2 separate regions of the Homo sapiens genome follow, and region 1 is linked to region 2. The links are chromatin loops, found by intact Hi-C in ENCODE. Cell type or tissue: Caco-2. All regions are shown on one strand.

Region 1 (2,500 bases), 150 kb before region 2:
AAAAGAGAAAAGGTGGCATGGTGCAGTGGTTCACGCCTGTAATCCCAGCATTTTGGGAGGCCGAGGTGGGCGGATGACCTGAGGTCAGGAGTTCAAGACCAGCCTGACCAACATGGAGAAACCCCGTCTCTACTAAAAAAAAAAAAAAGAAAAGAAAAAAAATTAGTCGGGTTTGGTGATGCATGCCTGTAATCCCAACTACTTGGAAGGCTGAGGCAAGACAATCACTTGAACCTGGGAGGTGGAGGTTGTGGTGAGCACTCCAGCCTGGGCAACAAGATCAAAACTCTGTCTCAAAAAAAAAAAAAAAAGTCACATTATTTATACAAGTATTTTATTTTCTACAGAAAGATAATTTGCTTTTACAAACTACCAGGAAGTTTTACTTGTTCATTCACTCGCTTAAATGACATTTTAGAGCACCTACTCTGTGCCAGACACAATAGTGTAGGCTGTACTCTCATTAAAAAAAAAAAAAAAAATTACGTAGCAACTGGCACATAGAAGGTGCTCAAATATTTGTTGAATGAATATGCTGTTAACACACCGGCAGTATTCACTTCCCTAATTTAATTTTGGCACATAGTATTCTCGTAGGCTATTATCATTTAGATGTAGTATGCATTGTGCAGCTTCAAACAGCAAAATTTCACATCTTTCTCCCAGCATACCACTAAATTCACACACCTTAACCTGTTTGATTTTGCCAAAGAATTCCTGGAAGTGCTGTGTCAACAAATAGCAAATCTAGAAGCAAGATAAATTATATTGCTGATTAGTTACAATATTTACAGGGTGTCACTAGGGGACATTTGAAGACTTGATTCTCTTGCTGAGAGTGTTTCCATAAATCTGTTTTCCAACAGATCTAAATTTCCAGTCTTGCAGTTTTCCACAGTTTGAAGATTCTAATTTCCTGGTCCCCTTCCCAGGAAAGGCAGTTAGGTTAAAACAAACAAACAAAACCTCACACCCCATTTACTTGAGTAACGAATTATTGTTGTGACAGGTAATCCTAACCCCTTGCAGCTTGGCAACTGCCTCTCCAGGCAACCTTCACCCAGCCCCTCCAGCTGGGGCCGCCACAGTTTCCATGGCGACGACGTTGTTTCCAACCGGTCAGCGACCGCCCTTCTCCAGCTACTCGTTTGAGAGCCGGTGGCGTTCCGGAGGTTTCTCCCTCGTTATCCCCCTGCCTTTCACCTGAGGAGAGGCTCTGACTGTCTCTCTCTCTCTCTGGCGTCTGCGCAGCGGGGAAGTAGTGAGAAACAATCAGGTACTTGTTCTCTGCTGTTCTCTTCCTTTCTCTCCCAGGGCAGGTATCGCGATTTGGGTGCCAACTTAAACACTCTTTCAAGGCAGGAATCTCCAAATCCTGTAGGCATTCATGGCAAATATAGTTGTTATCACAGTACAATTTTTTTTTGAGACGGAGTCTCGCTTTATCGCCCAGGCTGAAGTGCGGTAGCGGGATCTCAGCTCACTGCAACCTCTGCCTCCCAGGTTCAAGCGATTCTTGTGCCTCAGCCTCCTGAGTAGCTGGGATTACAGGCGCCTGCCACCACGCCCGGCTAATTTTTGTATTTTTAGTAGAGATGGGGTTTCACCATGTTGGCCAGGCTGGGCTCGAACTCCCGACCTGAGGTGATCCGCCCACCTCGGCCTCCCAAAGTGCTGGGATTACAGGCGTGAGCCACCGCGCCTGGCCCACAGTAAAATTTTTGAGCATTTACATGACATTTTATATTTGCCATGCATCAAGTATGCCTATTTTTTGCTTGATCATAGCATCACTTTCTTGGAAGGCAGCAAGACTAAGATATCATACTGATGTTTAAAAATATTAATGATTGGCTGGGGGCGGTGGCTCACGCCTGTAATCTCAGGACTTTGGGGGACCGAGGCGGGAAATCATCTGAGGTCAGGAGTTCGAGACCAGCCTGGCCAACATGGTGAAACCCTGTCTCTACTAAAAACACAAAAAAGTAGCTGGGCGTGGTTGCGCACCTGTAGTCCTAGCTACTCGGGAGGCTGAAGCAGGAGAACCACTTGAACCTGGGAGGCGGAGGTTGCAGTGAGCCAAGATCGCGCCATTGCACTCCAGCCTGGGCGACAGAGCAAGAATCTGTCTCAAAAAAAAAAAAAAAAAAAAAAAAACCATTAATGATGTTAAATATCAGCTTTTACTGGGAAGGGGATCATCCCTCAACAACTGGATTTGTTGTGGTGGTGGTGGTAGTGGTTTGCATCTCGGGAAAATTTTGCACCCAGAATGCTACAGCTGTAGGGATATTTACAGAGCATCTAATTCAATTCCTTAGTTTCATCCATTAGGAAACAAGCCCTGAAGGGGAACTGACTGGCTCATTGCTTCATAAGTGAGTTTTAGAGTTCTAACAGGAATCCCTGCCAACTTACCTCAACTGTCATTCTTTAGACTAATACCATACTTGGGAGGAAGATCCAAAAGTGTCTAGAATTTTACTTTTGGTATTGATAT
Region 2 (2,500 bases):
TTGTATCTTTATATATTATGTACTAATTAACATACATTTATAAGGCATGTTTTTGTTTTTTAGAATTAAAAGTAGATTTATGCACCAAAATTACAATAATACAGGATTCTCTATTTCTCCACATGTTTACTTTGACTGGAGAACTTTATACTTTTGTATGGCTTCATGTTACATTCTAGGTTCTTTTGTTTCAACTTGAAGGATTCCCTTTAGCATATCTTGTCAGGCAGATATAGTACTAAGGACTCCCTCGGTGTTTGTTCATCTGGAAAGGTTTTAATTTCACCTTCATTTTTGTAAGGCAGCTGTACCAGATACATTGTCCTTGGTTGACAGGTTTTTATCTTTCTGCAATTAGAATATGTCACCTTACTTCCTTCTGGTCTGTAAAATTTGTGCTGAGAAATTCACTGCTAATCTTAAGGTAATTCCCTTGTAGATGACAAGTTGCTTTTCTCTGGCTGCTTTCAGGATTTTCTCTTTGTATCTGACTTTTGACAGTTTGATTATATTGTTTCTTAATGTGGATTTCTATGACTTCATCCTAGTTGGAATTCATTGATCTTCCATAAAATGGAATTTTTATATCCACTTCTTTCCTGAGATTTGAGAAATTTTCAGTCATTATTTCTTGAAAAAGCTCTCTGTCCTCTCTTTCTCTCTCTCATATTCTGGGATTTCCATAATGCATATATTGGTCCACTTGATGGTGTACCATAAATCCCTTAGGCTTGCTCCACCTTCGTTTATTGTTTTTGTTTTGTTTTTGCTCCATTAACCCGGTGATTTCCAACGACTTGTTTTCAAGTTGGTTGACTCTTGATTCTGCCCAATCAAGTCTAATGTTGAACCCCTGTAGATAATTTTTTAGTTCAGTTTTATGTTTTGGGTCCAGAATTTATATTTTATAGTTTCTATATCTTTGTTAATTCTCATTTTGTTCATGCATTGTTTTCCTGATTTAGCTCTGGGTTCCTTTCAGCTCATTGAGTATCTTTAAGGTAGTTATTTTAAATTTTTTGCTAGTCAGTTCATAGATCTGCATTTCCTTATGGTTGGTTTCTGGAGCTTTATTTTGTTTCTTTGACTGGGCCACGTTTCCTTAATTCTTTGCATCCCTTGTGATCTTTTTGAGAGCTGACCATTTGAAATACAGCCACCCCTCCCAATCATTATGACTGGCCTCATGCAGGGAAGATCTTCACCAATCAACCTAGCTAGAGGTTCTGGGACCTTTCAGACATTTTCTGGGGACGTGTCTTCTTTGAGGTTGTATGTGTGCTTTTATTGTTGCATGTATGAGTGCTTTTGACTGTCTTAATTTCCTGTTTCTTCTCAGGAGCTTTCAGTTGCTGATTCCGTTGTATTCCTCTGCCCTTGATCTCTTGCTCTCCCTGGTGCCTGCCAGTAGAACTGCAGCTTCTGCTGCTCTAACCCACCAGGGAACTCACCTATGTTTCAGTGGCCTCCAACCTGGTGTCCAAAATTGGCCATTGTTCCTGTTAGCACCTGAAGGCAGGTGAAACAGCCCCCACACAAGCCAGTATTCTGGGCTCAAGTTCAACTATATTTCTTCTGTCCTGAGGAAGGAGCCATGATTTGGATGGTATTCTCTAGATCTCCCCAAACTGTGCCCAGCTGGGGGAGGAGCTAGAGTGAGAAAAATTTGAGGTACTGTCTTACCCTTTTGGGAACAGTCCCTTCTCTTGTTCATGCTCTTTTCTGGGTGCTGCAGCCACTTAACTAGTTTCTAAAGTCCTTACAAAGGTAATTGTGTTCTGTATATTGCTAATACATGTCTTCAGGGGAGAACAAGGGTCTAGAGCTTCCTAGCCCATTATCTTGCTGATGGTCACTTTCTAGATTTTTCATTTGTAAAATTTGGGTAATACCACCTATTTCAAAGATTATTGTGGTTAAATTATATAATGTATGTAAGGATTTTCATAATATTCCTGACATATAATTAATATCTATTTTTTTGAGATGGACTCTCACTATGTCACCCAGGCTGGAGTGCAGTGGCACGATCTCCACTCACTGCAACCTCCACCTGCCGAGTTCAAGTGATTCTACTGCCTCAACCTCCCTAGTAGCTGGAATTATAGGTGCCCGTCACCATACCTGGCTAATTCTTTTTTTCCTGTATTTTTAGTAGAGACGGGATTTCACCATGCTGGCCAGGTTGGTCTCGGATCACCTGAGGTCAGAGGTCTGAGACCAGCCTGGCCAACATGATGAAACTCTGTCTCTCCTAAAAATACAAAAATTAGCCAAGTGTGGTAGAACAGACCTGTAATCGCAGCTACTCAGGAGCCTGAGGCAGGAGAATCACTTGTAGTGGAATGCACCTGTAATCTCAGATACTTGGGAGGCTGAGGCAGGAGAATCACTTGTAGTGGAATGCACCTGTAATCTCAGATACTTGGGAGGCTGAGGCAGAAGAATCACTTGTAGTGGAAAGCACCTGTAATCTCAGATACTTGGGAGGCTGAGGCAG

Evidence for each region. Hi-C counts contacts between places; a loop is a spot of excess contacts. Peaks named below come from ENCODE experiments on the same cell type or tissue, not always from the same donor. Only the 100,000 strongest peaks of a DNase experiment are listed, where the experiment ranks them.
Region 1: it touches region 2 in a loop (4-fold over the local background); 13 of 110 quality-filtered maps call a loop at or near these places.

What each region holds. Positions count from the first base shown.
Region 1 is chr3:57,542,973-57,545,472 of GRCh38, reverse strand. It overlaps DNAH12 (dynein axonemal heavy chain 12), which reads left to right and starts at 1,129. Exons shown (of 74, transcript NM_001366028.2): 1 at 1,129-1,276. RefSeq lists an enhancer at 991-1,541. In Caco-2, no CTCF peak of the experiment used is centred here; a DNase peak (open chromatin) is centred at 1,122.
Region 2 is chr3:57,396,508-57,399,007 of GRCh38, reverse strand. All of the region lies in intron 43 of DNAH12 (dynein axonemal heavy chain 12), which reads left to right. Among named protein-coding and RNA genes, the nearest start is that of ASB14, 110 kb to the right of the region's middle. In Caco-2, a CTCF peak has its summit at 1,382; a DNase peak (open chromatin) is centred at 1,417.